Linked DNA regions of Mus musculus: region 1 is linked to region 2. A link is a loop called in an ENCODE intact Hi-C map of the cell type or tissue named here. Cell type or tissue: gastrocnemius. All regions are shown on one strand. Each heading gives the region's core, and the rest is flanking DNA. Links, peaks and the distances in the headings are about the cores only.

The links. Peaks named below come from ENCODE experiments on the same cell type or tissue, not always from the same donor. Only the 100,000 strongest peaks of a DNase experiment are listed, where the experiment ranks them.
Region 1: it touches region 2 in a loop (6-fold over the local background); 11 of 42 quality-filtered maps call a loop at or near these places.

What each region holds. Positions count from the first base shown.
Region 1 is chr9:60,809,295-60,825,605 of GRCm38, forward strand. All of the region lies in intron 1 of Uaca (uveal autoantigen with coiled-coil domains and ankyrin repeats), which reads left to right. Among named protein-coding and RNA genes, the nearest start is that of Uaca, 23 kb to the left of the region's middle. In gastrocnemius, for the core only: CTCF peaks have their summits at 10,277 (motif pointing right) and 13,187 (motif pointing left); a DNase peak (open chromatin) is centred at 10,289; H3K27ac peaks cover 3,420 bases.
Region 2 is chr9:60,748,483-60,764,793 of GRCm38, forward strand. No RefSeq gene overlaps it. Among named protein-coding and RNA genes, the nearest start is that of 1700036A12Rik, 11 kb to the right of the region's middle. In gastrocnemius, for the core only: a CTCF peak has its summit at 7,967 (motif pointing right); DNase peaks (open chromatin) are centred at 7,968, 8,615, 8,954 and 11,320; H3K4me3 peaks cover 248 bases; H3K27ac peaks cover 3,852 bases.

The sequences.
Region 1 (16,311 bases), core at 5,403-13,402, 62 kb after region 2:
ACCACACATCAGCAGCCCAGGTGGGTGTTTAAATATCCTTATCTGTAGTCAGATGAATGGCTCAGGGTGCTGTTGGACTTTGGAAAAATACCTCGGACAGCTAAACTTAGTAAGCACAGACAGAGTAAGCAGACCGGTGCTTGATGAAAAGTTGAAACACGATTAAAGAGACTAGCACAACGAGCGAGGGTGAGCTTGCCTGCTAGATTCAGAAGCAGATGTTTGGCTGTATTTTCTCTTCAACTTCTGTTTTCTAGATTGTGTGTTCTCTGTGTGTGTGTGTCTGTATGTGGTGTGTGTGTGTGTGTGTGTGTGTGTGTGTGTGCATGGAATTCAGCAGGCAACTTGAAGGAGGTGGTTTCTCTCTCTTCCACATGGGTTCAAGGGATTAAACTCAAGTCATCAGGCTCAGCACCAAGTGCCTTTACATGCTGAGGCATCTTGCAATTCTGGCTGTATTTTCTCTGCATTTGAATATGTAAACAAAATAAAGTCTATATACTATGAACCATTTGAAGGCAAGTTGTAGAATTATATCTCAGCTTAAATACTACATCACATCCCACTTAAGGACAGCTTTAGTTAGAGAGATGGCTCAGCAGTTAAGACCACTGGCTGCTCTTCCAGAGGGCCTGTGTTGAATTCCCAGTACTCACATGGAAGCTCACAACTGCCTGTAACTTCAGTTTCTGAGGATCTGACTCCCTCTTCTGGCCTTTGTCAGCACTGCACACATGCAGTGAGCAAACACATGCAGGCCAAACACCCACGTAAAACAAAAACACATCTTAAAAAAGAAAAAGCAAAAGCAATAGGACCCTTATGTATCTCCCGTGTAAGGCGCTGTGTGAAACTGTAGCTCAAAGATGAGAAAATAGAAAGGTGGTGTAAATAAGAGCCCGAAGACGTAGTGAAGCTTGCTCTCTCAGGCTGTCTTTCAAAGCCTAGCCACGGGAAGGCATGCCGTGGATGATTCCTGTCGTACCTGTGGACGTTCATGCTAGCTGGTAATGTGTTTTTATATTGACTCCCTTAAGGCACTATAAATACCAGGATGCCCAGTTAGGCAGGAAACTGTGTATCTAGCCAATAGGTGTAGGGGTGCTGGTGCTCCTTATAGACTCTATAGGGAGCAGTCATGATTACTGACTGGGATGGGTGTGAACAGGATGTTGGTATGTCAGGCAGGTGGCCTCAGGCTGTGTGTGAGCTTTGGAGCTGGCTCCTGTTGGGCCTATTACTCCAGAGTGAATTCCTGCAGCCGAATGACATGAAACTTCAGATGGACTCCCTAGGAAACTGCTGCCTGACAGCCATAGCAACGCCGTACTCCGTGGCTCTGACTCTTTGCGCTGTGATAAGTAAATGCTTTCCTGTGTGTGGGCTGACTTGTATGTGTGCGTTTGTGTGGTGCGATAATATATTTTCATGTATGTGCGCCTGTGGGGGCCAGAGATCTATGTTGGGTGTCTGTCTCCCTGTGTGATTACCCACTTGTATTTTGGTTCAGGGTCCCTCAGTGAACTTAGAACTCAAAGATTCAACTGGACTGGGCCAGCAAACTGCCTGCCCTCCTCCAGCACTGGGGCTAGACATGTGCATAGCACTACTTAGCTTTCGTGTGTGCATGCATTCATGCATGCGTGCGTGCATGAGTGTAGTCTAGGGAATATAAAAAAAAAAAACTCAGCCCATGTCTTTAAATGTCTAAAGCTTTTTTAAAAATTATTTTAAAGTTAATGAGTTTTAAGGATATAATATTATTTTCAAATAGCTACAAAAAAACTATTGAACTATTCAGAATAGCTCGTATGATTCTGGAAATTAGATTATTGCATCTCATATTTTAACCATTAAAATACATTTTCTAGTTTATAATTTTAGCTAACAGAATTACATTTTCTGTTGGTTTATTTAAGTAGGATTTTTAAAAATAGAATTTCCTTTTATATAAATTCTATTACCCCAGCTTTTTAAAGATTTATGTATATGAATGCATATACCACATGAGTGCTTCAGAGATAGGGCAGTGGTAAGCCACGATGTGGGTGCTGGAATTTAACTCAAATCACCACCAACACCTGGTATACAGTGGGTGGTAAATAGATGCTACACAAAACCAGTACATAGTAGACCATGAATACCATTACAGCCATCAGCACGTTCACCTCTAGTCAGAGCAGCCAGTGAGCAAAACCAAGAAAAACTACTAATGCCAAGCCATGCTGGCACTAGATCCAGAGAGGGGCAGTCGACAAGGGGGCTAACAGGAGTTCCCAGGAATAACCCTGCAGTGGGCAGCAAAGGATTGAGATTTTAAAAGAAAAAAAAAAAGCTTAAAATCTTTGCTGGAATTATTCCTTTTGAAGTAACTATAACTTAAACATTGGCAAACCTATGAGTTGTTCCAATGACTCGTCGTTCTCAATAAAACGAGGCGATTGTACCCATTCACATCAGCCAGTTGAAAGAACACATTGACAGCTATGAATGCCACAAGGAATGTGACATTCAGACGGCCCTAAGTATGAAACCCTTCGTCACAGTGTTCTACTCTGTGCTAAAGGTTAGCGGAGGGAAAACTGTGCCCCCTGTCACCTTTATGAAGATCTTCCCTATCAAGCACGCTTTGTTCAGCTAGCCACTCAACCCTACACTGCAGAGAAACAAAAATCGGACAATTCTCCACTCGTGGAACTATCATGAAAAGCCATTTGAACTAAAATCTGGAGACCTTTTTTTTTTCTTCTGCGTCTAAGCAGCAAATTTCATCTTTACCTCGGGGTGTGAGCCCCGATCTCTACTTTCAGAACTGAGCCAATCCAGTCCTGATACATGACAAGAGTGGTTGACAAATTAGCCGCCAATGATTCAAAATATTTTGTTTTGTGGACCTTAAAATTTCTGGTCAGAGTTTTGTGGAACTGGCCTTTCCCTCAAGTGTCAGTAAACTTCACCTTCACAGTTATGCTTCATATCCCCCAGATATTCAACCTGTGACCAGACAGTTGGTGTACACACACACACACACACACACACACACACACACACACACACACACACACCCCTACTGGGGCTATGAGATGCAGCTCAGTTTTAGAGTGCTTGCCTACCATGTATAAAGCCCTGGGTTGGATCCCTAGCACTGTATAATTCTAGTGCTATGGTGCACATCTGTAACCCCAGCATCAGAAATTCTAAGCCACCCACCGCTACACAGTGCATTTGGGTCTGGCCTGAACTACATGAGGCCTTGACTTAAATAAATAAATAAATAATAAATAAATAAATAAATAAATAAATAAATAAATAAAATGTAAATAGATACATAAATAAATGTATGTTATATTCCTATTTGCCCCAGCACCCTTTAACTTCAGATCAGTCTATTCCTTTCCAATACATTAGATTTTCTTTTTAATATATATTTATTAAATGTTTATAATCTTATGATTTGAAGGGACCTTGTGATTTTTCTAGTGCAGTGGCTAGGTGACCTTTGAGCTTTGTGACTGCAGCCTCTAGGGTGTGATGCAGAGGTGATGGATAATGGGCAGGACCTAGAATAAGATGAGGAAATGTGCTGATGGCTATGCCTAGCGAAGGTTCCTGGTCACTTTGTTCCCCGTGAGAGGCTCAGGTCTCTTAGCTCTACTCATATTAAAGATGAAGGCTTATGGAATGGGGCTGACAGGCTCAGAGAAAGGTAGTTCTAAGCATTGAAACTACCGACTTTCACTTATGGCTCTGGGTGCTGGTTTGAGGCATGACAATTGCCAGGAGCTAGTTCTTGGGAACCACTGAAATGCCCAGCTATATGTATGTAGCCGTTATCAGCAGCATTAGTCCATACCAGCTAACATTTCAGCTCTTGGCTTTGAATGTTGGAACCTTAGGACATCCCTAAGCTACCAGTGCTGGATCTCTGGCTTTCAAGACTTTGTAGCTCTTCAGAGCCTTCCGGCTGCTACAGCCTGTGTTTTATCACCCTGCCTTTGGCAGTCTGGACTCTGCCACTTGTCTGCTTTGTATTCGACTGTCCTTTTCCCGTCTCTGCCCAGGCTGACTCCCTGTCTCAGCCATTGCCTCTGCTGCTCACCTGCCTGGTGTTACTGGCTTGGTCTGCACTGTTTAGGAGAACAGTCACAAGTAGGCAAGAAAAAAATCATTCCACAGAAACCCTTTTTGGGGTGGAATGTTGTAATATCTAGGACAGCCTGGGAGGGTGTCTACCTGTTGACTCAAAAACAAAACAAAACACAAAACAGAACAAAACAGCCTGGAGAGAAACCCGAGGCCCTGCATGGGTGGGGCATGCAAATGAAGCACCAATCGCTGTCCTCCTGGTCAGGAAGCCCTCCCCTCCTGCAGGAGGGAGAATAGTCGGGGTTATCTGTAGTTCACCAGGGCTTGCTTTGCCTGGTGCTCCCTTCCCAAGCTTCTCTGGTGGTCTGGCTTGGTTATGACTCGGGTGAGGCCTCTGGAGGAGGAGTCAGGACGTCATTTGCCGTGGTCCTTGCAGCAGGAATGTTGTCAAAGTGTCATCACTACGTTCAGATCACCCACGCTGCCCTGAGGGTCAGGCTGACAGGTAGGCTGACCGGTGGATGGGAAGAGTGGATCGGATGCTATCTAAAAGCCTGATTGGCTCATACTTAGCAAATTTGCTCATTCGTGGAAAACAAAAGACAGAGAAGAAAAGCATGATAGGGACTTAAAGACTTAGAGAGAGCCCAACATAAACACAAGATTCGAAGCATTTCCCAGTACCCAACTCTGCTCCTATGTCCTAGGGAGAGTCGAGCCCCTCTGGTCCACCACAACAGCTTCAATGCAGCACAAAGAGATATTAGTCAGTTGGGTCTTTTCTAACTACACCAACCACTTTAAAAGCAGTTCAGGGGATGGAGAGATGGCTCGGTGGTTAAGAAAGGGCATTTATTGCTTTTCCAGAAGACCCTGTACATAAACTCATTTGCACATGTAAGTGTGCACTCGCGCACACACACATGCACGCTCGCACAAATAAGTAAATAATTTTTTTCCATGTAAAAAAAGCAGTCTGGTCTTCTCTGCCTCAAAATAGATCTCCAAGCCTGGGAGATGAGAAGGTCAAGAAGGATTGTCCTACTCTTACTGGTTGATAATGGCAGGGACCACGGAGCCTGGAATGTTGATGGCCTTTAGTGGCTGGGAGAGTTTCCTTGGTCACAGCTGGTAAAGAAACAAAGACCTCAGTTCTGTAATTGCAAGGAAATGTGTTCTGCCAGCAGCCAAGTTACCCTGGGTGGATTCTTCTGTACAGACGCTCAGTCTCACCTTGCCTTTTTAGCCTCGGGGAGATCAGACCTGAGGCAGAGTGTGGTCAGCCCTGCCCAGACTGCCTACAGGACTGTGAAGTTACATATTTGTAGTGATTTGTTATGTAGTATAGAAAATAATATGGGGAGCTTTTATGCAAATATATATGTATGTGTATATATGTATATGTACATATATATATATATGTGTATATATATGTAAAGAAAATGTCAGAAAATCGGGATAGAAGAAGGTGCAGTCATAACTCTAAAAGAGTCAGGAGAATATTGCATGCAAGCAGTGACCTGGAACAGATTCACAGATAATCATCAGACAGGGTGAAGCAGGTCTTAAAAAAATACAAAGACGTTATTTCTTTGTTATAACACATTTGTAATTAAAATAGACTTTTGTTGGTATAATAAACATTTATATGATGCTAGGAATTTTATTGAGAGAGTAATTAATAGGAAAATACATATTGATAGGCATGAAATACTTGCTAGATGTAGATATGAAGATACTTTGTGGTTGACTTAATTTTGTTTAATTATTAATATGATAATTGGTGTCAAAATCTGTAGGTAATAAAAACCTTGCATTTTAGAACATGGGCCAGTTCACTAATCTACCAATGAAATATCTGTAAACACATTTTAGTGCATTAATAAAACCTATTTTCTGCGTATGTATATGTGCTCACGCAACACATGTCAGTAGGCAACTCACACAGGCTGGCTTTCTGCCTCCACCACGTGGGTCCTGAAGACAGAACCCAGGTCTTCAGGCTTCGTTGCAGTTCCTTCATCTACCGAGCCATCTCTCCAGCCCCTGGTTTTGCCCAGTGTTGGTAAGGGGGATGCACAGGCCTGTAACCATTTTAAAAAGAGGTTCCGTGTAGGGGTATAGGTGGAGAGGGTCATTTCGAGTCGGTCATTTCGTGGAGGGGTTAAAGGGCCTCTATCTGTTGTCACGGTTGTCACTGCAGCTTAGGGTCAGCTTTGCTGGTCATGGTTGGTCATGGCCTTTCCCTGTGTACAGCAGAGAAGTTGAAGGAAGGTTTCCCCGATTGCTCTGCACTGATTGCGTTTTAGCTGTGGGAACCTCTGGTCGTTATGGGTGAGGCTGAGTTAGGAAGAGACAGGAACTGCACTTTGGACCCATTACAGACACTTCAGGGTGTGGTCATGTGTACCTCCAAGAAAATTCTTTGTTTCATTTAAGTAGTGAGGCTGTCTTATAGTTTTGCTAGGTTGGTTGTAACCTGGGAGGTACGCTCTTGTGGTTGCTTCTGACTGCTTAGAATCGAGGATACTCCTTAAGAGGACGATGCTTAGGGAAGAAATACTACTGTGCTCTGAAGAGGAGAGCCCTATCTTTCCTCACTTTTGCATCAAGCTTATGAATTAAAGCCACACACACACACACACACACACACACACACACACACACACACACACTAAAGCTTAAATAAAGAAATCTACAATTTGAGTTTGTGTAAACATTTTACTTTTGAGATTTAGGTAAATATTAGAGACAAGAATATTAGCCACCAGAAGTTGCATGGTTTGAGTTAGGTTTAAGCAAACATTCTCCAAGTCTAGAGAGATAGCTCAACTGTTTAGAGCCATTGTTGCTCTTGCAGAGGATCTGGGTCCCATTCCGAGAACCTCTGTGTGGCTCATAGTTATCCATAGTCCTAATTCCATCAGCTCTTCCATCTATACTAGGCACACATGGTGCACATACATGCGGGCAAAAATTAAATCCATCTAAAAATTTTTATAAAAAGAAAACATTATAGAGTGTGCAGAATTAACCTGTGGAGGAGACAAGGGAGAAGCAGGGCCAGGGAAATCAGCCATTAATGTAGTCCAGAATGCAGAACTGGAAAACGATATGAGCAGTCACCATCCTTATTGCCGTTTGATAATATGCTGGTTTTACTCTAGGCTATTTTTAAAGTGTTCATTTGCATATTTCCATATACTTGCACTTGAAGTAAAGAAAACAGTAGAGATAGTGATTAAAAATAATATACACACAAATTTATTTAAAAACTCATTTCCCATCTTTGGTGTGAAGTCTAAAGGAACAGCAAGCAACTCTAATTTAATGTATATTAGCAGCTAACACAAATACATTCTAACAGCACTTCCCCAGTCTGCCAGGGCACTGGGTCCCAGGGTCCTGGAATATATGGAAGCTATGGATCTACTGGTTCAGATAGGTAACAATATAAAAATATACAACCGTCTAGAAATTAGATATGTTCATTATTAAACATTTTCCTTAACCTTGAAGTAAAAGAAAGTCCAGGCATGGTAGCTCACACCTATAATCACCCAGAGTCTAAGGAAAACAGACTTCTTATCCCACACCTTGCAGCTGTGAACTCCATGTTACATCATTTTGTGGAGGGTTCATATATTAAAGGAGAGGGTGTGAGTAGCTGTCCAATGCTCCAGGCTCTATGGCCTTATCCCTAGTCCAACTGAAAAGGAAACCGAAGCCAACTGAAGGGGGACATACTGGAGAAACTACCGAGTGAATCTATACTTTTAAGATCTGAATTTTAGAGAGGTTTACTTAAATGGTTAAGAGAACAAACGGTAGAGAATCTGCTTTTAGCTGTTGAGAAAAGTCAGTACTACTTAAGATTTTCAGTTTTCTCTGCTTCTCATAAGTTTGTAAAAAGTTTTATTAGGTGACACCCGTGACCACTAGGAGAAGACCTTTTGCCACCTCAGTAAGTTCACTTCAGTTTCGTTTAATCAGACTCAACCCTGACTGTGTTTTGAGGTACAGAGTCTCGCTGAAATTTTGCTGATACGTTAAAGTTCATCTTATTACTATATAATGAGACCCGAATAGCTGGCGGGTGTGTGGTACCTCCATCTAGAGTCTCCCAGTGGAGGAGGAAGCTTGGCATGGGGGGGGGGCCAGAACAATGGCAGTATGTCAGTCAAGGCTGTAAAGTGACCCTGACGGAGGCGTGGTCGCTCCTCCATCTTCCCTTCTCTATCTCTGCATGGCTGGTGTCAGAGTACCCAATATATGTCCTGAACACCCCTGTCATTTCCTCCAGGTACACCCAGTTGTGTCCCCATTTCTGGGTTAAAGGATAATTCAGGAAGTATCTTAAGTCAGGTCAGGGTCCATCCCTCTGCATGGAGACTGCTGACTTAGCCTCCCACAGAGGTCCTTGTTCCGGCTGGAAGGACAGTGTGAAGGGTGGTGATTTCCTCCATGAAGTGTTGTCTGCTGCCTCACACAACTTGTTGGCAGTGGGTGTTCCCTGTGACAATTTATAGGACTCTGTGTTTCTTGTATTACTGACTGACTTTCAGGAGCCAGGGAAGGCTTCGTCACAGGAATCAGCGCTAACTAAGATTGACTGATCTGCTTTTCCAGTGGCGAGGTCCACAGGCTAGTTCCTGTAGCTGAACAAGATGATTCCCTAGGGAAGTCCAATTCTATCATAATCAAATAGCAACTGTATTTAGAAATTTAATATCCTTTAATATCACAAGGGAAACTTCTTAGCTATTCTATACCTCACTGCAGCGTGTGGGGGGAAACAATTACTATTTCAAAGTTATTAAATTTGCTAAAAATCCATCAGTTAAGATTATCAATTATCCTAGCAGCCCTTTATTGTGAAAGAAGTGCGGGGAATCTTGAGGGTTTTTAAATTGTGCGTCTTAGGTCTCCTTTCTCAAACACATGTATATGTGCATGTGATGTGAGTGTGTATGTCTGGTTATATGTGCTTGGGATGTACGTGCATATGCATGCAGGCCGAGGACCAAAGCTGACACTGGGTATCTCTTTTGATCACTCTGTTTATTTACTGAGTCACAGTCTCTCCCCAAGCTAGGAAGTTCCCAGGTCTAGTCAGCTTTCCCCGGGGCAGTCCCTTGTTTCGGTCTCTGGAGTGCTGGGATTATAGGTAGAAGGCACACCTCTCTGGCCTTTTACTTGGGTTCTGGGGATCTGAACTCAGGTCCTCATGCTTAAACAGCAAGTGCTTTATCCACTGAGCCACCTCCGTCTCTCAGGAGTCACTGTTTAAACAAGCAGAGAAAAGTTATTTGGTGCCCGACTGCTGTCTGCTGGGGAATGCTTGCTGTATGGGGGAAGTGTTAACTGTATAATGACCACATTTGAGGCAGTCGTGGGTATGCCTCGGTTGGAATTAGTGCAGACCACGCCCCTTCCACGAAGCTCTGAGCTAGGCCCCTTCTTAGAATTGGGAACAAAACACCCATGGAAGGAGTTACAGAGACAATGTTTGGAGCTGTGACAAAAGGATGGACCATCTAGAGACTGCCATATCCGGGGATCCATCCCATAATCAGCTTCCAAACGCTGACACCATTGCATATACTAGCAAGATTTTGCTGAAAGGACCCAGATAGAGCTCTCTCTTGTGAGACTATGCCGGGGCCTAGCAAACACAGAAGTGGATGCTCACAGTCAGCTATTGGATGGATCACAGGGCCCCCAATGGAGGAGCTAGAGAAAGTACCCAAGGAGCTAAAGGGGTCTGCAACCCTATAGGTGGAACTGCCTGCCGCTGATTCCATGCAGATCAGTAGACTCTGAAGGGAACACCCCAGCGCAGCTATGAAGCACGTCTCAGCTGAACATTTATTATAAGAAGCACACTATGTGCACCACTCAGAAGGATAATCTAGTGCTTTTCAAGGATATGTGTTTAGATTCCTGCACTCTTAGAGATTCTTCTCTGCAGGACACAGCTTGGTCCAGTTATTGTATCCTGTTATGTTGGATAATAAGGAGATTCATTTGGAAAGTGTCTGTTGTACATTGTCTGCCCAAACTATGTACCCAAATAATTTATTCATATGTCCTGTAGTAACAAAAACTAGTCTTGGTTGGATCATTTTGTTTGTTTGTTGTTGTTTTTTGTTTTTTACCCCAAGGCAAAGACCAGATTTCTTGTAGTGGCCACCAGAGGGAGCCAGAGAGGTTGATATTTTAATAAAAGCCTTGGCAGTTTTCATATTGGTAGTATTTATCAGCACTTCTGTTGAAGTTATATTAAGAATAATTACTTAAGCGAAATATATACATATTATGGTTCCATTTTTAGTTAAAGATTTAATGTGTATCTAGGTATTACAAACTCTGTAAATATCAGTAACAAAAAAGAACATTAATATGATCTTTTTAAAAAGATTTATTTTTAATTATGTGTATGTATCCAAGTTTGGGCATGTACATGTGAGTGCAGTGCCCACAGAAGCCAGAGGCATCAGTTCTCTCTGGAGCTAGAATTGTGGACAGTTGTGAGCCGCTTGATGTGGGTGCTGGAAACTGAAAGGATCTGCTGCAACAGCTTCCACGTTCTTAACTGCTGAGCCATCTCTCCAGCTCCCAATAGAATGGTTTTCATGGTGATTTTTCTTCTTCCCTTTTTTGCCTCTCTCCCATCTTGTTTAGAACATATATTAGTATTTTATTTAGTATTTGCTTTTTTTCCTACCGTGAACACACCGTTGTAGAACAAAATTCCCCCTGCGTGTAGTTTAGAAAGGGGTGTGGAAGCTTCCGAATGACTGCTGTGGTGTTTAAAGTGCCTGAGATGCATCACCCATTGTTTTGATTCATCATTAATTTGCCTTAAATTTTTTGTTTTGCATTTTAAAAAGTTATACTGAAGACATAACTTGTATGAATTTGCAGAGCCTGAATTTCTGTGGCAAAAACTTCAGATTTACTGAGTAGAGAACAAAGGTATATTGTTTTAGACTCTTGGCTGTTGCATCTATAAGAACAATTGGAGTATAAAAAATCTGATGAATAATATGTTTATTCAACAGAATTCAGCCTTAGAACTGAGTTTTAGGTATAAATATTCTCCTGTCTACTTTGTGTGTTTGTTCATAGTGTATTTGTGTGTGGGGGGGTGGGGTGGGGGGGGGGCAGGACACACATGCATGCCTGAAAAGGCTAAAGATTGACTTGGGTGTCTTCCTGTCCCTCTTCATTTGCTGATGTAAGGTCTTTGGCCAAGGCTTTCCCATCAGCTAGCCAGCTCACCCTAGGACTCTGTAGTCTCTAGACAGGCCATCATCACACCTACCTGACTGGGTTCTAATGCTTGCCTGGCAAGGGCTTTATCCTGACCATCTCTCCAGCCTCACTTTTATAACCAATTAGTAAATCTTTACCCTTTTTTTTTTTTTTTTTTTTTTTTTTGACAGTATGACATAGGAAAAAAGGTACTTCAGGGCTAGCCCAGGGCTGGAGTTTTAGCTGGCATTGGCAACTGTGCAATGCGGATAGTCACTGAGCGACTGCAAGATTCTTTTCATGGGCAGAATGAAGATGGTAATAAACTGTCTTGGTTATGGTTGAGAGCTGCGTGAGGTGCTGCCTCAGTAAACGCTGACGGTCTTAGTTTTCTTTCCTGCCGCTGTGATAAAATACACTGACGAAAGCAATTTAAAGGAGAAGAGGTTTATGTTCACTTACAGTTCAAGGATATTACTGCCCTTCGTGGTAGGGGAGTCAAGGCACCAGGAGCCGGAAGCAGCTAGTCTTGTTACATCCCTATGTCCACAGTCAGAAGCGAGTGATGGATGCTAGTCTGCATGGGAGTGCTCAGCTTGCTTTCTCCTTACACAGCTTAGGGTCTCCTGCCCAGGGAGTGGTGCCACCCACAGTGGGCAAGTCTTCCCAACTTAATCAATTGATTAGGATGCCCCTCAACAGACATGCCCAGAGGCCAGTCTCATAGCTTTTGTTCTTGATGACTGACACTAACCATCTGGGAAATCTTAGGTTAATTTTGGCCAGGGCCACTCTTCTAGCAACCAATCAGACTGATTTACCCTTTAAAGAACCTGCATTTACCCAGTTTACCCCTTTCCCTTTGATTTATTTATCTCTGTGCTAATCAACTTTGCTAACCCCCTAATACAGGAGGATTATCACCATTTTCCAGTTCAGGTAGGCTTTGGATTCTTCGCAGAACGGCTAAGACCCTGTGGTAGTTTGAATAAGAATGGCCTTCAGAGGCTCCTATATTTGAATGCTTAGGGAGTGGCACTATTAGAAAGGATTAGGAGTCATGGCCTTGTTGGAGGAAATGGGCCCAAACCAGGCCCAGGGTTTCTCTCTTCCTGCAGCCTGTGGATCTGGATGCAGAACTCTCAACTTCTCCAGCAACTGGTCTGCCTGTGTGCTGCCGTGCATTCCTCCATTGTGGGAGAGCAGAGGCAAGCTAGCTAATAGCCAGCATGGTAGCAGAAGCAGGAATCTGAGAGCTCCGGTGGTGAACTGCAAGCACAAAGCAGAAAGAGCGATAGAAATGGCCCAGGGCTGTTAATCTCAAAGCCCACCTCCAGTGTGGCACTCCTCTAGCAAGGCTGAACCACCTAAACCTCCCGCAACAGTGCATCAACTGGGAACCAAGTGTTCCAATCTCTTAGCCTGTGGGGAACATTCAAATAGCTACACATTCTGTCTGTGGCTGTTTCTATTCTACGGTGGCAGAGTAGAGAAGCTGCAGCCGAGAATGTGTTTGTCTGCTAAGCTCAAAACATTGCCCAACCTTTCACAAAGAAATTTGTCAATCTCTGAAGGGTTGCCATGGAGCAGGTGAGAATTACCTGTGCACCTTTGGGGAAAGAGAGAGAAGTAATCCTTCATTTCAATTTTATCAGCATCATGTATTATTAGAAATAACTATTGAACTGTGCCTGCTGCCTGCCTTCTTCTTTTAAGACAATAAAGTGGTTGGCGGTGGGACTGGAGAGATGGCTCAGTGGTTAAGTGTAAACACCAGCGGAACAGGGGGCCTGAGTTGGTTGCCCAGCACCCAGGGTGGTGGTGCTCATAATTGCCTGTAACTCCATCACCAGGAAATCTGATGCCCTCTGCTGGCTTCCACAGGAGACTTAAAACAACTACTTTATATGCGACTGAATCTGTAGGTGAGTGCTTAGTCTGCAGTCTGATCCATGGTTGTTGTGTTGCTCCAGGGCACTCTTGTGGCTACATTAGTGGAGTGGGACCACTAGGACTAGAGGACCTAACATGGTGGCACTGTGAAGTGCTTGCTTGGCTGGGCGGCTGCATGGCCGGGCTCCTTTTCTTTCATGATCGAGTATCCTCAAGGCTCCAGCCCCGTCCAGTGAGCCAGTGATCTTCTCAGAGAGCCACAGTGGTCAGCGCAGGTCTCCTGAGGCCTCACCTTACAGTCCCACAGGTTACCTCTGCTGCATTCTGTTGGTCAAGTCAAACAAGTTCCCAGGCCAGCTCACACTCCATGGATGAGGAAGTGTGTGCCAGGCCCCATGGGAGGAGCTGGAAGTCACTCTGCAAAGGGATTAGCTTACCAGAGGGGAGGGAAACAAGTCTGTGTCACCACCCACCACTGGTGATGAACTGGTTTCCTTAGAGCTCGTTTACTAGGGAAGAAAAAGCAATAGAACCCAAACTAAGGGTTCACAGGTCTCAGGGTGTGGCCCTTGTGTGTGCACTTAGAAGTGTTTCTCAGACAACAAGCTGTGATGGATGCTACATTTTTAAAAGATAGATGTAAATATGACAGCAGGCCATGCCCTTTCATTTTTATGTGTTTATAAATGTGAATGTATGTGTTTTATATATGTGTTTATATGTGGGTTTTTTGTGAATGTATGTGTGTATATATGTATTTGTACACATGTGTGGAGGTGCATATGCATGTGGAAGTCAGGGGTGGGCATCAAGGCACTAACCTCATTCACTTCTTTAGTGTTTTGAAACTGTCTCTTGCTGAATCTGTTGTTCGCCAATTTTCTACACAGGATGGCCAATGAGCTCAAGGTCCCCAGCCCTGGATGACAGACACAGCACCAGGCCTTGTTCTTTGATATGGGTGCTGGGGATCTGAGCCACAGCAGACACTGTACTGATAAAGCTCTCATCCCAGCCCTGGTCACACACCAGGTCTATGTGTGAGGCTTATACTAAGACTCCCTGGGACAGGTCCTCCCTAAAACAGCTATTTGGGAAGAGTTAAGTATTTGTGTAGAAATACCAACTTGATGTGTGAGGGGGGGAAAAACCCACCACTTTCTTACAACCGTCTCCTTTCCTGTGAAGCTTTTAGTGTTTCTCATTTTAGATTAAAAAAAAATGTTGGCTGGAATTATAAGGCTTGTTTTCAGCTTCATTCTTCTTTAGTGACAGAATTTATTTTTGATTATGCTTGCATGTGATCTAAAAATGGGTATGTGCATGTGAGTGCAATGTCCATGGAGTCCAGAAGAGGGTGTATATGAGCTTCCTGTCTTGGGTCCTCTGCAAGAGTCGAGCGGGATCTTCATTACAGATCCATCTCTCCAGGCCCTCTGCTTGACTCTTGAACAGTCTTTTGAGTTCTTGGGACCGTATTTATATTTCATTGTTGTTTGCAAACCCTTCCAAAAAAAACTCAGCTTATGAAAGGATTAGAGTAGCAATGGGCTGTTTTCCCTGTGTGTGCTCTAGCTTGAGGCTCTTTAGCTAGTATGTGTGTTTTGCCTTTGGTGTTTTTGAAGCTGGCAAAAACATTTGTCAAAATGTTTCAAGTATCCTTGTTGTCTTGTGTGTGTAGGGGCAGAAGCTTTTAAAAGTCCCTCCTTGGTTTTTACCTCTATATTAAAAAAAAATTAGTCATAGTATTTAGACATTTTAAAAAACTGTAATTTGGATACTTTTCCTGAAAATATTTGGGAGTTTACATTTTTTAATTATCAATTGCTAAAGGTTTGAAGGGTACACTAAGATCTGAGCTGCCCGAGAGCTCTGTTCTTGTATACCCTAGTTTGTTATGTTTGGGATGTGTGAGAGCAGTTGCCTTGGAATTCAGTGTATTTTCTTTTGGAGAGGTGAAATAAGTAAAGAAACAAAGACATGTGTTTGAATTGAAGAGGTAGTTTGCTGGCTAACTTTATGTCAGCTTCACACAAGCCAGAGTCATCAGGAAAGAGGGAGCGTCAACTGAGAAGATGCCTCCAGAAGACAGGTTGTGGGCAAGCCGCTAGGACATGTTGCTGATTGGTGATTGACCCACTGTGACTGGGGCCACCTTCGATGTTGGCGATTCTTCGTTCTGTAAGAAAGCAGGCTGAGCAAAGCCAGGAGAGCAAGCCAGTAAGCAACATCCCTTTATGGCCTCTGTGTCAGCTCCTGCCTCCAGGTTCCTGCCCTGCTTGAGTTTCCATCCTCACTTCTGTTGATGATGGACAGTGATGTGGAAGCACATGCTGAATAAACCTTTCCTCCCCAAGTAGTTCTGGTGTCTGTCTTAGTCAGGGTTTCCATTCCTGCACAAACATCATGACCAAGAAGCACTTGGGGAGGAAAGGATTTATTCAGCTTACACTTCCATACTGCTGTTCATCACCAAGGAAGTCAGGACTGGAACTCAAGCAGATCAGAAAGCAGGAGCTGATGCAGAGGCCATGGAGGGATGTTCTTTACTGGCTTGCTTCCCCTGGCTTGCTCAGCCTGCTCTCTTATAGAACCAAGACTGCCAGGCCAGAGATGGTTCCACCCACAAGGGGCCTTTCCCCCTTGATCACTAATTGAGAAAATGCTTTACAGTTGGATCTCATGGAGGCATTTCCTCAACTGAAGCTCCTTTCTCTGTGATAACTCCAGCTGTGTCAAGTTGACACAAAACTAGCCAGTACAGTGTCTTATCACAGCAGCAGTCACCCTGACTAAGACAGGTACCTTCCAGGCTTGATTGGTCCCCCTGCCAATCTCCTTGTTTTGATCCAAGGGCCTCCCATGCCCTAATTAAGTGCTCTACCACTAAGCCATGTCTCCAGCCCTCTTTCTACCTTTTGTTTTAAAGTGTAGTCTAACTAAGTTGCCCCAGCTAGCCTTAAGTTCACCCTGTAGCCCCCGCTGACCTTGAACTTGTGATCCACCTGGCCAGCCTCTAAGAAGCTAGGATTACAGGCCTGTGCACCAGCCTGGCTGCTCTCTCTATTTTTTTAA
Region 2 (16,311 bases), core at 4,656-12,655:
AACCTTGTTCCTTAATTTAAAACCGTTGGTTGAATAAAGATGTCTACAACCTGTAGCTGGGCAGAAGACAGGTAGGTGGGGCTTTGGCTCCTGAGCTGGGGGTCTGAGGCAGACAGCAGAAGGAGAGCGGGAAGAAGAAAGGAGGAAGGCACCACCATAGGGCAGGTAGATCGTGAGAACATAGCCATGAGGACCGACCAGTTAAAGTAGGAGTTGCCCAGACAAAGCATGGCAAGTTATATTTCAGGGTTATTGACAGGGGAGTAGACAAAATAGCATAGAGTGTTAATATCTGCCCAGCTCTAGTGCTCCCCGCCCCCACACCCCAGACAGGGTTTCTCTGTGTAGCCCTGGCTGTCCTGGAGCTCACTCTGTAGACCAGGCTGGCCTCAAACTTAGAAATCCACCTGCCTCTGCCTCCCAAGTGCTGTGCCACCACTGCCTGGCCCAGTTCTAGTGCTTTAAGGCTGATTATAAGTATAAAGGTTTTGTGTCTTTTAGTTGGGAACTAAAATGATCTAGGGTGAAGTTGAAACCCACAAGTAGTATTTACTGCAACAGGTGGTTATCAGAGCTAGTCCTTAAAATGGCCATCAGATCCAGTTGGGATTGGCAGTTCGACTACATTGGCTTGCCTGGAGCCAGAAACAAGGGGACAGTGGGTAATGTTAACTTGTCTTTCATTGTTGCAGCAGAAGGTTATTTCAGTCAGCTCAGAGGTCATGAGAGTTTGCTGTTCTTCCCGAGAACACAGTTCAGTTCTCAGCACCCATGTTGGGTGGCTCATAGCTGTCTGTATTCTCCAGCTCCCAGGGAGTCAGTGCCCTCTTCTGGCCCCTGCAGGTACTGCACTCATATGTACATACACAGAGACATACACATGCACATAATTTAATATAAGAACAGTACCGGTTAAGATAAATGTTATCTACCTTGGTAGTTTTTGGGGGGGCTTTTATTTTGTTTTGGGTTAGGTTGGGTTGGGTTTTTGTTTTTTGGGTTTTTGTTTGTTTGTTTGTTTGTTTTTTCATCACCATGTCTTGGCCTTGGCTAGAAGTTTGCTCGTTCTCAGGTCTGATTTTTCTTAAGAATACTCCATAGCTGTCTGGATTTCTCTTGCCTCGTGTTAAGATGGACTAGCCATTATGCATGGCCCATAAGAGCACCAGGTACCAGGTAAGAGCACAAGGTACAGTCCTAACTGTGTAACTTCTTTGTTTTGTTTATAAAGTTAAATACATTCTTATCATCTGACCCATATGTAAAATGTGTGTCTGTTAGAGAGCAACAGTTCACAGTCACACGAATGCCCGAGCACACATGTTCATTGAAGCATCAATCATGGCCAACCCAAACTGAAAGTCCTTCAAACATTCTATAACCAGTAAAGGGTTAACGCACTGTGGAACATTGGTACAATGGACTGACACTCGGCCGAAGAAAGAAATGCAATGCTAGACATGCTAATGTAGTGGCATCTCTGTTACCTCACGGTTAATGAAAGGGCGCCTGGGCCTACAGAAGTGGCCCAGTAGGCAAACCCCTTCCTGTCAACGCACAAGGACCTAATTTTGAATCCCTGGAGCTGCAAACGCTAGATACAGAATCATGTCTATAACCTCAATGTCACCGAAGGAAAATTGGGGTTAGAGACAGGAGACTCCCCTGAGGCTAGAGGATCAGGAAGCTGTGTGTCTAGAAAAATAACCCTTAAAATAGGGTACGCTGTCAAGCCCAACACCCGAGATTCTCCTCTGACCTCCACACGTGCTGCTCTAGGTGTGACCCTCCCCCACTTTCTCATGTATACATACCACACACATAGATATTTTCATCAGTTGCATGATTGCCCTTATACAGCTATCTGGAAAGAGCAAAGTTTTAGAAGCAGAGAATAGATCTGATGCCAGAGGAGGAACAAGAACGGGTCATAACAGGAGCTGAGGGCAGTAGAATAGTTTTGTGGGCTGGTGGTGTTGAGTACCTGGGAGTGGAGGAATGTTACAGCAGCGGAGCATCAAAGCTGATGATGGTGGTGGTGGTGGTGGTGGTGGTGGTGGTGGATGTGCAAGGTTCTGGGTGTGTGTGCAATCTTACCCATCTCTACATGTCCCGAAAGAACCTGGTGAATATGTCAAATACCGGTCTGAATAGAGTTTGAAGAGCTTGGGGAAGAGAGGTCACCCAGTAAGAGTTGAGAGGTGCACAGATCCAGCCCATGGGGGACCCTGCAAACACTGGACAAAGAACCTGCTTCCCAAAGACCTTTCTGGCTACCATGTGAAGAAGAGAGAAATATTTCTTCATTTAAAAAAATATGGTTAAGCAGAAAAACACCACAATTGTGCTCCAAAAAGAAGTCCAGTTAATAGGAAAATTGAGGCTGGATGGAGTCCTGGGAGGGACGGAGGGAAACTGCCTTGCTTTGCCAGGATGGTTTTGCCTAGTGGTTAGAATTTCCTTGTTTGGCTAATTTCAGAGTCGCATAGACAGAAGTTCTCAGAAATGGGTGTACTCGACCTTCTGTGTTGGGATAAACAAACGTGGTGTCTCCAGGCTTTTCAGAGGGTCTTGGGTACAGGGTGAGGTGATCCAGACCACAGGAACTCTAGTGCCAGCCTGCTGCCAGTTCCCAGCGGGCCCCTGTTGCTATAAACACAGGCACAGGGCAAGTTTGAACACTTCCCCGGGGCCAGTCCCTATGCCTTCCCATAGCCAGGGAACAAATGAGGCTTAAAGAGAGGCATGGAGCCTCCCTGACAGGGCAGTACCTCAGAAAACACTGCAGAGTGAGCGTGGTCAGACTGTTGGATGCCTTGTGGCTTTGAGCAGGTGGCTGGGCGGTGGCTGCTACAGTGGGGAAGACTGGACAGTCAGTGAGGTATTTTGCTGGGCCTACGGGTTAGCAGGGGAACAGAAAAGAAAAAAAGCCAAGTGGCTGGAAAGATGGCTCTGTGGTTAAGAGTACCAGACAACATGGCACAGGACCTGGGTTGGATTCCCAGCACCCATATAGAGGCTCACAGCCATTTGTAGCTCCAGTTCTAGGGAATCCAACTTGCTCTTCCAGCCACTGTACGGCACACACATGGTGCACAGACGTGCCGAACACTCATACACATAAATAGAAAAATTAAAAAGAGAAAGAAAACCTTTTTAAAAGCTGAGCCTGGGACTCCTGGCCAGCCTGCTCACCATACTTGGAGATCTTCAAGCTACTGAGAGACAGTCTCAAAATATATGGATGTCACCTGAGGACGGACACTCGAGGTTGACCTATGGCCTTCTCACAAATACATGTGCTGCACATAGGAACACATACATGTATACATGTGTTCACATAATTACAGCCACACAAAATCGCCAGGGTTTTGGTTGAATCGTTGAATCGTTGGTTGAATCGTTGGTGAATAAATGGCCACACAGACATCCTTCGTGCTGGTAAAAGATCTTCCAGCTCGAGAGCAGACGTCTGCACTACCCCTTTCTTGAGTCAGATTTCTGGGAAAATTCCACACCTCTTTCCTGCTCTGTTTCTTCTCTTCAGAGGCACCCTGGTCACCTGGACTATGGACAACCAACGTCTTGTCAGTGAAGGGTCTAGGGCTTGGCCCCCTGGAGTCATCAGCCTGAGGCCCAGAGCCAAGGCAGGCGCTCCGTTTCAAGGTCTTCTTTCAAGGGAAATCATTCGATACACCCAGCCCACACAGGCCTGTAGTCAGGATAGGCACAAACAAAGCAGGGAATTCTAACTCGGAGACCCAACCCCCTGTTTGCACTGACACTGGTAATTGCTCTTCTACAAAAAGAGAGGGAGAGAGAGAGAGAGAGACAGGGAGATAATAAAACTTATCTTTAACTGGCTCGAGAAAACCCCATAAAAGGCTGGTGCGTTCCTCCGAGTTTCCCACGAGTTGTCTTCCATGTGTTCACTAGAGCCAATGTTCACATTCCCAGGGTCAGGGAGACACCTGGGAAAACTGAAAATACAAATAGGCTCTGAGTTGGGGGTCAAGAGAAGCAGGTTCCAGCCACAGTGATCTCAGTGGTCCCATCGGTGGTCATCCCCACTCTCTGGGTCTTAGTTTCCTCAGGTGTAAGTGAAAAACCAGGATATTATATCATACTGACTTACTCTTCTGTGTGTTGGAACCTTGTTCTTAGCTGTCTGCCTTCTGGGCTGGGGTGTAACTCAGTGGTAGAACTCTTGCCTGCCTACACAGGCCTTGGGGACCATTCATTAAGATTTCATTTTTAACTATGTGGATGTGTGCACATGAATGTAGTGCCTTCAGAGGCTAGAAGAGGGCATCAGATATTTTGGAGTTGGAGTGACAGGTGGTTGTGAGCTGCCAATGTGAGTGCTGGGAACTGAACTTGAGCCCTCCAGGAGAGCAAGCAGCAAGTACTCTTAACTGCTGAGCCATCACCACAGGCTTCCCAACTGTATTAAATATTATCCCTTGTTTATAAGAGGTTTTATAAATAGGACCTCATGTCTCTGCTTGAATGTGGCACTGCTACCCAAACTAAACTAAGCAGAAGCCATGCTCCGGGCTGGCCTTCTCTCTTACAGTGGCAGGGCAGTTTATTGTGAGGCTTAAATGCCAGCTTTTCCTTTCTCTTACGGGGCCATGTCCCTCTGCACTTGGAAGGAGGGTTGCTCCCACCCCATCCCACCCCTTCCCAGTTTCCCTGGCTTGTCTCCCTCTACATTCTGTTTTCTTCCAGAAGCTTTGGGTTCTGTGTGGACCACAACTAGGTGAGCCACCCCCAGCAGCCCATGCCTTTCCTGTGTATGTACAGGGAAGGCCACCATGGGGCCATTCTCTTCCCATGCTCTCTCAAGAGAGAATGTGTAACTTCTCGAGCTGCTAAAGGATGCTCCAGTGCACACGGAGAGGGTTTGCCTGAGCAGCCGAGGCCAGGCTTCTGGTGCTCACAAGGAAAACTGCAGGCAGTGGTGTGAGTGACAGGGCACACACGATGTGCCCTTGACCTTCTGCCTGTCTTCCACTTAGACAGACAGTCTCCTTTAAAAAAAAAATTAGACATTTACTTTATTTACATTCAAATGTTGTTCTCATTCCTGATTTCCCCTCTGAAAATGCCCGATCCCCTCCCCACTCCCCCTGCCCACCTACCCACCCACTCCCGTTTCCTGGCTCTGGCGTTCCCCTACATTGGGGCATTGAGTCTTCACAGGACCAAGGGCCTCTCCTCCCATTGATGACCAACTAGGCCATCCTCTGCTACATATGCAGCTAGAGCCATGAGTCCCACCATGTGTATTCTTTGGTTGGTGGTTTAGCCCCTGGGAACTCTGGGATACTGGTTAGTTCATATTGTTGTTCCTCCTATGGGGCTGCTAACCCCTTCAGCTCCTTGGGTCCTTTCTCTAGCTCCTTCATTGGGGACCCTGCACTCAGTCCAATGGTAGGCTGTGACCATCCACCTCTGTATTTGTCAGGCAATGGTGGAGCCTCCCCGGAGTCAGCTATATCAGGCTCCTGTCAGCAAGCACTTGTTGGCATCCACAAAGTGTCTGGGTTTGGTGATTGTATATGGGATGGATCCCCAGGTGTCTGGATGGTCATTCTGTCCATCTCTGTTCCACACTTTGTCTCTGTATCTCCTTCCATGGGTGTTTTGTTCCCCTTTCTAAGAATGATTGAAGTATCCACACTTTGATCTTCCTTCTTGTGTTTCATGTGGTTTGTGAATTGTATCTTGGGTATTCCAAGCTTCTGGGCTAATATCTACTTATCAGTGAGTGCATACCATGTGTGTTCTTTTGTGACAGCATGTGACAGCAGATGCTGGCGAGGTTGTGGAGAAAGAGGAACACTCCTCCATTGCTGGTGGGATTGCAAGCTGGTACAACCACTCTGGAAATCAGTTCGGTGGTTCCTCTGAAAGTTGGACATAGTACTACCGGAAGATCCAGCAATGCCACTCCTGGGCATATACCCAGAAGATGCTTCAACATGTAATAAGGACACCTGCTCCACTATGCTCATCACAGCCTTATTTATAGTAGCCAGGAGCTGGAAAGAACCCAGGTGTCCCTCGACAGAGGAATGGATACAGAAAATGTGGTACATTTACACAATGGAGTACTATTCGGCTATTGCAAACAATGAATTTATGAAATTCTTAGGCAAATGGATGGAACTAGAAAATATCATCCTGAGTGAGGTAACCCAGTCACAAAAGGACAGTCTCCTTAATACACATTCTCTTTAGAACGCTATGATTGGACCGTGTCACCCACTAACTGTGTGTCTGTCCTCAAGGTGCTTCCCTGGGCTGGATCCTCAGAAACCATGTCCAGAGCTGGGTGGGGGACTGAGGGGCTGGTTCAGTGGCTGAGATCATTTGCTAGACCTGAGTTCAAATCCCCAGTAGCCATGTAAAAGACCTGGGTGTGGCCACATGTACCTGTCACTCTAGTGCTATGAGGCCGAGACAGGTCTAAACCAGGAGCTTGCTGGCCAACCGGCCTAGCCCAAAATAGTGAGCTCCCTGTTTTAAGGGGGTAAAGTGAAGAGTAATAAAGTAGAGCATCTGACAGCCTCTGCTGGCCTCCATGGGTACATCCCTCCCCTCCCCCTCCCTCCGTCCACCCCTCCATCCATCCATCCACCCATCCCTCCATCCATCCATCCACCCACCCATCCATCCATCCATCCATCCATCCACCCATCCACCCCCCTTCCCCTCACAGGCATGGTGTGGTGTTACTGGGGAGGTAGAAACAGACAAAACATTTGGGCTTGCTGGCCAGATAGTCTAGCCTAGTTAAAAAATAGAGATCCTATACATACATAATACATACATACATACATACATACATACCATATATGACTACTGAGAAATGACAGCTGAGGTTGTCCCCAGACTTCTATATGCATACATATACATGCTAAATGTGAACATTTATCTGCATATGTGAACACACACAGCAAGAGGTCAATGGTCAGTTTCAGGTGTTTCCCTCAACTGCTTCTCCACTTTATTTTCTGAGGCAGGGTGTCTCAGAGAAACTGAAGCTCCCTGGTTCAGCTAAACTGGCTGACCAGCAAGCACCTAGAGTCTGCTGCCACTAACTCTTGCCTTCTAGCAATGGGGTTACAGGCATGCACCACCATGCCTGGCTTTGTATGTGGGTGTTAGGGCTTGAATGTGGGTCCTTACCCATTGAGCCATCTTCCCCAGCCCTGTCTTCCTTAATAATAGCACTGCTCAGAAACTCTCTGGGAACATGAAAACTATTGAAGTTCTCAGAAGATGGGGCCTGCTATTTCTAAGTTTCTGTCTCCATGTGGTGAAGGTGCAGATATCTGGTTTTGTTTGCATGTGTGCAGGGAAATTTGTCCAGTTATAATGGCAACAAACAGGATGGTGTCTGACTCAGGCTGTGGTGACAGCTCATCTTGCTTGTCACGTTGACACACCTGGGAAGAGGGGGATCTCAATTGAGAAATTACCTCCATCAGATTGGCCTGTAGGAACTGTTGGTTGATAATTGTTTATGAACACCCAGCCCACTCTGGGTGGTACCATTCCCTAGGTAGGTGGGTTGTATAAGAAAACAAGCTGAGCACAAGCCAGAGGGGGAAAGCCAGTAAGAAGCATTCCACCATGGTTTCTGTTCACTCCAGGTTCCTGCTTAGCTCCATCCCTGACTCTCCTCAGCGATGGACTGTGATGTGAAAGTCAAATAAACCCTTGCCTCCTCAAGTAACTTTGGTCACGATGCTCATGGGTTCCTATAACAGCAGCTACGGGGTATCTGTAGTGCATTTGATACTAATCCATGGTGAGCGTCTAACCACACAGGCAGAACCTTATATTTAATATGAATATGAAGTGAGTAAGTACAGTTACCACTGTGTAGTGCCTGATACACAGTGGACACTCCACAAACACGGGATGTTGAAGCATGAACATGCAGTTACCACTGAGACCACCAGGTGGCGAAACATCGAAGGTCACACTAGAGCAATGCTCAGGCCTGGACTTTTCGAAAGAAAAGGTGAAAGAGTACTTGAACCTGGAGATGGAAAAAGGAGCAAAGGTGTCATTTTTTTCTTGGTTTTATTTTGGCCCTTTATCTTATTAGGTAGATGAATCATAAACACTCAAAGTAATTGGAAAAACTTGAGAGCAGCAAAGCCTCTTGCTTGACCTCTGTGTGCTCACTGACTCCTGGGAAGTTAGACTTGGCCTGAGGACTAAAATATTTTGTCCGCAAAGATAGTAAGTGGTCCCATTCGGTTGCTATGCAAACAAGTCCCTGCCAAGAATATTTACATTTCCAGATAGTTCTCCATACCTTCCCACCAAATGGGTGACAGGGAAACAGACTTGGAGGAGACATAGATGCCAGGGTTGGGGCGTTTTGCCGATTCATCTTGGCTTCAGAAGACTCCTCTGTGGTGGTGGCTGGGCCTCCGAGACCCTGGGCAGCACCTCATGGCAGCAGGGGTGTGTGCAGGAGGCTCTCTGCCTCACAGTAGATAAGAGACAGAGAGAGCCAAGTGAGCACGAGGTCCTGAGTTTGAATCAGCACACTCAGGAGACAGCTGGGCGTGCTGCACGGGACTGGAGCCCCGCCACTGTGGGAGATGGATGGAGTGTAATGAAATCCTGAGCCTCTGGCTCAGTGACAGACTCTTTGGAGCAGTGATGCAGAAAGTGGGAGATAAGACACCCAGTGCCTTCCTTTAAGATCTGCACAGGAGCACATACCTGCACTTATACTTACGCATATACCACACACACACACACACACACACACACACAGAGAGAGAGAGAGAGAGAGAGAGAGAGAGAGAGAGATGAAACACACAAAGAGAGGGAACTACCTCACCCTGGCACTCAAGTGAAAAAGCCAGGCCGGGCGCCTTATAATCTCATCACTGGGGATGGATAAACAGATGGGTTAGGAATGGGGTGGGGGTGGAGCTCACCAGCTATTATACTTGCTGAGCTTTGAGCTTTGGGCCAATGAGAGACCCTATCTCCAAAGAAAGAGTCACGTGAGTGGCACGTGGGGAACTTCACCAAGCTCGTCCTTTGGCACACTCTCACAGGACCCCCAGCTTTTCCCCCCACTTTTAGTCCCCTGTGCCTCCATGACCCTTCACGTCAGAGCCACCACTGACATCCCATGTATGAGGGGGCAAAAATGCCTCTCTGAGTGGTCACAGTCACGCAGGCTCTGAGCTTGGCTGTCAGGACAATAGTTTGCTATAAATTAAAAACAACAACAAAACAACAAGCAAATAGAACCCACTTTTTACCTGGTCTCAGGTCCTACTGACATCATAGCTGGGTGTCATTAGTATGTCCCCAGACCACACTTTCTTGGAGGCCTCCCTAGCCATACTCAGTCACCTCAGTTAGACCCAGACCCGGGTCACAGCTTTAGCTATCAGTTCCCTGTTTCCCACTCCACTCCTCCCACTGGGGCTGGGCAGCCTGAAGACCACCCCCACACCCATCCCATGGACAAATGGCTTTCACATTTTCCAGCTGCCTCCAGCGTTGACCGTGTTCTGACCTGTCCTAGTGCCCAGGGCTCTGAGAGACGGTTCCTGCTTTTCTTTCCACACCCTGTGGCCTGCAGAGAATCAACCTCTGGGGCCTTTGCCGATGACCTCATGGGGAATTGCTGCCTGCAGACTTCCTGTTTTTATATTCTTTTCTCCTCTGCTTATTTTTCCTACTTTGCTGGGTTTTGTGCATTTCTAGCTCGCCTCCCTTAACCCAGCTTGCAAAAGCTCAACTTTATTTTCTGTGATTATTTTAAATACATATTTAGATAAGGAAAGGAATGCGCCCCCCTTCCTCCCCCCATTTGAGGAATTGCATTGAGTGTGTCTTCCCCTCCTCCCATGCCCCTCCTCATACCCCATGGTTTATTCCCACACTACAGTCTTCAGCTTCCACAGCTTAGAAGAGACAAACTCCAAGACCTGCGTCTGCCAGTGCCAGGTACACGCCAGGGTGCTCTCTCTGATGGAGATCCCTCTGCTGGATGCCACAGGAGACGGAGAGGTTTCCAGCTTCCCACAGCTGATCTCCTGAGCTCTCTAAAATACAATACACAGTTCCTACTTCAAAACCACACAGGCTCTCCATTTCTTCAAGACTTGAAGTCCAAATTCCTAGTGTATGTGGAAGATGTTCCATGGCTGGGCCAGTGTAACTCTACCACCGGTCTCGGATGGTCCGTCAGGTTCTGCCCACATCTCCAGCTCTTGTTCTTTCCATATGGTTCTCAGCTGTCACCTCTGTGTCCCCTACACACTAAGAATAAATATACTTATATTGACTCTAGTGGCTTAGAGCCATCTTACCGTTCTGTTTTCCTACTCTTTGGTTGGGTTGGCTGTGTTTATAGGCACTTACTTGGGTCCATTTCTCCCATCCCAGACCTAACCAGGACCAGTTTGGCTTTGCTTCAGGGATCAGAAGAGAATGGGTACATTTAGGGTGCTATGTAGATGTGTGCTTATTTTGGAAGCAAGTGGCTTTCTCTTTGATATTCTCTCTCTCTCTCTCTCTCTCTCTCTCTCTCTCTCTCTCTTTCTCTCTCTCTCTCTGTATCTGTAAGAAAGAGACAGACAGATAGAGACAGAGATTTTGCTCATTGTTGTCTTTGGATATGGTTGTCCAAGGCCCTGGGGGAAGGCATGAACTGAAAAGGTTGGCCGCTCACATGCTGATCTCCCAAAGCAGAGAGCACGGATCATTTAACAAGAAGCCAGAATCTGGAGCAGGTGCGGGGAAAGAAATACCATCTTCGGGGCCTTACCTTGTTAAAGATTCAGATTCCTGGGCCGCAGCTCCACCCCTTATAAATTCAAGTCTCAGGAATAGGCCCCAGGAATCTGCATGTTCATGAAGCACTGAGCTTCGGTTGCCCCAGTGTGGTCCCTGACCCAGGGGCTCCAGGAGCAGGAGGCCTCCAGGCCCCAAGTGTACACTTACAGCGGCTGCTATGCAGCTCTTGCCAGTGAATCCATCCCTTGGCGTGTTTCTGACACAGGCAACATTGTTCCCTTGTAGAGAGCCTTTCCCTTCTCCCAGACTGTGCTTCCACGTGCTTGCTCCTGGTACCTGTCTTAGTCTTGCAGCCGCTCCTCCTTCCCACGAGCTGTATCTGGCTCCATTTCATCCACAGCCCTTTTGCTCTTGGGATTTTTCCCAGATCCTGTCCTTGACTCTGTCCTTGACATTCTGTCCTCAGCCCATGTTTTCTGCCCCCTACATAGCCAAGCTGCTGGTGTCCAAACCGATATTTCCAGTGCAGTTACTCTCCTTGGCCTCCTGCCTAGGCACACACTGCCTTCCCGGCTCTTCCCAGCGTGAGGCCAGGCATCTCACGTTGCACATCTGTTTTGTGTATCTTCTCCCTTCACTTCCTGTGTCTGAAAAAGGAGGCACCCACTTGGCAGTGAACTGGACACCCAAGAGTCACCCCTCCCTTGCCGCTTACTAGCTGCCTCACCTAGAACAACCTACTTAACTCCCTTTGACTCCATTTCTTCATCTGAAATGCAGTCACAGTGGCATCCACCCCACTAGGTTGTGAGGAATAATGAGGTTCTGTCCATAAGGTATCTAGAACGATGCCTGGCATTCTGAAAGTGGATGATAAATGCCAGGTATTGATAATCATGGCTCCAACACTAATAAATGCTCAGTTGCTAATAACTGTGAGCACTATTGTGCTCTCTTCCTTCTCTAATGTCCACCGACAAGGTAGCCACTAAATCTATTTTCTATCTTCAACATTCCTTCTTCTCTGTAACCAGCCTCCCCTTCCCTCTCACCTCTGTCCCACCAGTCCTCACTTCTTCCCTCAGAGAGTCCAGGTTCTGCTCTCTCACCTGAATTCCTGAATCCGTTATCATCTCTGAGAATCTCTGAATGCACCAAACTATCTCTCCTCCCCTCTCACCTCTGCTCTGCCAATCCATATTTCTGCCCTCAACTTGTCCAGCTTGATCTCTCACCTGGATTCCTGAATCCTTTATCACCTCTGAGACTCTCTGAAAGCATCGACTGAGTGCAATCAGACTGACTGACTAAGTACATGACACAGGATGAGTAAGTTTTGGATCAATGGGTGGATGGATGGATGGATGGATGGATGGATGGATGGACAGACAGACGGACAGACGGATGGACGGATGGATGGATGGCAGGGTGTATGTATTACCAGTGGTCACTGGACAGAATGTTTCCAGGTTCTTAGCATCTTATTCTGAGAATTGAAGAAAATCTCTGGGATGGTCACTGTTCATTGTCAGCTTAACAGAATCTAGAATTATCCTGGAAAAGAATCTCAATGAAGGATTGTCTAGACCAGTTGTTCTCAACCTTCCTAATGCTGCAACATCACAGTGTGGTGACCCCCAACCATACTTACTTTAACTGATACTTCATGATCATAATTTAATTTTGCTACTGTTACGAATTGCAAGGTAAATATCTGACATGCAGGATATCTGATATCTGACCCCTGTGAAAGGGTTGTTTGACCTCCAAAGGGATCACCACCCTAGAGGTTGAGAACCACTGGTCTAGATCAAGTTAGCCTGTGGGCACACCTATGGGCAGATGTTATGTTGATTATGTTAATTGAGGTAAAAAGATCTGCCCACTGTGGGTGGCAACATTCCCTAGGCAGAGGATTCTGAACTGTGTGAGAGTGGCATTTAGCTGAGCACTAGTGTCCATGCATTAATTCCTTTCTCTCTGCTCTTGACTGAGGAGCAAATATGACTAGCTGTTTTAAGTTTCTGTCACCCTACTTCTCCACAAATGATGAACTACAACCTAGAATTATGAGCCAGATAATCCCTCCCCCCCCCCCCTTTACTTGCTTTTGTCAGGGTATTTTATTACAGAAACATGAGATGACTAAGACTCACACAAATAGCGTAGTAGCAAGGGGTTTTGTTTAAGGGCAAGGTGAAAGCATGTACTACATACAACCCAAGGAGGCAGAGTGCTTCCAGCAAGGGTGTTCAAGAGCCTCTATTTACATCTCTGGCTCCATTTTATGGATCCAGGAGGATAAAGAGTTGGTTCCTAGGGATAAGATATGGTTGGTTTTCTGTTTTGATTGATACAATTGAGTTATGTAAGTCTTTGATCATTGTGCATGTCATTTCCCATAATGTGTCTGATTTTACTCATTTGTAGGTATATATAAGGTGGTTTGTAGGGGTTTTCCTTTAATTTTTAACAAAAAAGGACACAGGTTACTTTACTGTACATATGCCCCAAACCAGCCCAAGTTTGGATAGGTGTACTTCCCTAGTTCCAGGCTGTGTCTGATTACAGAAAGGGGGTGCTAGAAAGTTACTAGGGGTTGCTAGGGTGAGGTGAGCTGTTGCTTCATTTATCAAGGAACGTTTGTCCGTAGCCCAAAGCAGGTGAGAGCCCATGCTTTTGTAAATTAATCTTGCAAATGACCTGCATCTAGTGATTCAAATCAAACACATTGTGTCAATCCCCAAAGGGGTAGAACACCTTAGGAATCAGGAAGGAGATGGGTAATCAGGGACTTGGGATAATGAAACTCTGATTATGGGGGATTCCCCACAGTGTTTCTGAACAGAAAAATGGCCACATGTCTGGCAAAGCACCTGTGTGGCTAGTTTTAGGTCAACTTGACAGAAGTTAGAGTTATCTGAAAGGAAGGAACCCCAATTGAGAGAATTCCTCTATAAGGTCCAGCTCTTGGGCATTTCTTAATTACTGGGTGGTATGGGAGAGCTCAAACCATTTTGGATGGTGTCATCCTTGGACCAGTGGTCAAGCTGAGCAAGCCAGTAAGCAGCATCCCTTCATGGCCTCTGCATCAGCTCCTGCCTCCAGGTTACTGCCATGCTTGAGTTTCTGTTCTGACTTCCTTTAATGATAAACTGTGTGATGTGGAATAGCAAGCCAAATAAATCCTTTCCTCCCTATCTTAGTTAGGGTTTTACTGCTGTGAACAGACACCATGACTGAGGCAACTCTTAGAAGGACAACATTCAATTAGGGTAGACTTATAGGCTCAGAGGTTCATTCCATTGTCATCAAGGCAGGAGCATGGCAGCATCCAGGCAGACATGGTGCAGGAGTTGCTGAGAGTTCTACGTCTTCATCCAAAAAAGCTAGGAGAAGACTATCTCCCAAAAGTTTGTCCAAAAGTTACTCATGTGGTTAGAAGGAGGGTCTGATTGCCCACTCCCACAGTGACACACTTCCTCCAGCAATGCCACACCTACTCCAAGAAGGCCACATCTCTTAATAATGCCACTTCCTGGGCCAAGTATATTCAAACCACTGCACTCCCCAACTTTCATGGGTCATGATGTTCCATCACAGCAGCAGTAACCCCATCTAAGACAGCCTGTCCCCCAGAAGGTGTGGACGCTACAGAGACAGCAGAAGAGACAAGGTCCTCATATGGTCAGAATGGCTGAGTTATCCTCAGAGGAGAGAAGTTCCACAATGTAGCCAGAGACTCCCCACTGCTGAAAAGGACACTGCAGAGGAACAGAGATATTCCACACGGATATTCTGATCAGATGGAACATTCCCTTGAACTCTGTTTCCTTCTCATTCCACCCTCTTTGAGAGATCTGCCATTTTTGATGAGTCATCTACTCTGAGGAACAGATAAGAACTGCTCCAGGATAGCCCTCTCTTTGATTTTGCCGTTAGTTTTTTGTTTGTTTGTTTGTTTGTTTGTTTTGAGAAGTGTGCTTCCTGGGAGTTTGTTCCTAATAGTTCAAGGTGTACAAACATGATGATTCTCCTGATCTAGAAGGTTGAGGACCAGATCTTTCACCATAGATAACAACTCGTGTAGTCTTCAGGCATCCTGAAGAACTAAGCAGAATAATAAATTGGGGGAGGAGTCTCTTTAATACATAGCTGTGTTCCCCAGTGACATAAACAATGTCTGGTTGAATCTTCTCATAGAGATCTGCCTTCACCTTCATGGCTCCTAGGAAGTGTGGCCTCACTCACTGGGAACGCCAATTACCAACTAGCCCTCTTCCATTTAACAATTTTGCTTTCCTTATTAATTGGCTTCTGTCTAGTTGATAACATGGAACAAAGATGAGAAAGATTTGGCATGAACACTGCCACTACTTCAGGTCATCCTTTAATGAATCATAGCTTTCTTTTCTATTACTTGGCCTATAAGCTCTTCTCAAGAAAACCCTCCAAGGTGTTGGAGAGGTTGCTCAGTGGCTAATAACATTTACTGCTTTTACCAGAAAACCCAAGTTTAGATACCAGCACCCATGCTCACAACCACCTATAACTCCAGCTCCTGGAGATCCAATGACATCTTCTGGTTTCTATAGGTACTGAGTATGCATGCACATGCACGCATGCACACATGCAAGCACACACACACACATACATATGATCTCATGTTTTTTACAGGAGTGGTGTCTCAATGATCTATTATTATATAACATACCAAGTGTCTGTGGCTTAAAACTATAATTGGGGTTGTTCATGTTTGTTTGTTTGCTTTTCAGTCAAAATTTATTTCCATAGCAGTAATGGTTTGTATATGCTTAGACCAGGGAGTGGCGCTATTAGGAGGAGTGGCCTTGTTGGAGTAGGTGTGTCACTGTGGTCATCGGCTTTCCAACCCTTATCCTAGCTGCCTGGAAGCCAGTATTCTGCTAGCAGCCTTCAGTTGAAGATGTAGAATTCTCAGCTGCTCCTGCATCATGCCTGTCTAGATACTGCCATGCTCCCACTATGATAATGATAGACTGAACCTCTGAACCTGTAAGCCAGCCCCAATTAAATGTTGTACTTTGTAAGACTTGCCTTGATCATGGTATCTGTTCACAGCAGTAAAACCCTAACTAAGACAGTAGTCCAGGCTAGCCTTCAACTCAGTCTTCCCACCTTCGCCGCCACTAAGTGTTCCAGGCCTGCTAGTTTGCTTGTAATTCTAAGGGAAGCCTATTGCTGGGCTAGGAGATTCTTTTGCGGATGTTACCTGGCCCCAACCATCAGACATCTCTATGGCAACTAGAGGATGTCAAATGGTCTCTCACATGACTGGTCTTTAGAGCTGTCTGTTGACTATCTTTGTCACATGGAATATCCCAGTGGATAAATATTTTTCTAGCTCCTGCTCCCCCTCCCCATGTTTACAAAGGTCTCATTGGCCAAAGCAAATCATGTGGCAAAGTCCAGCATTTATATATAAAGGGTAGCACAAGAACAGGCACTGAGGAAGGCATGGCTCATTGGAAGCCACGA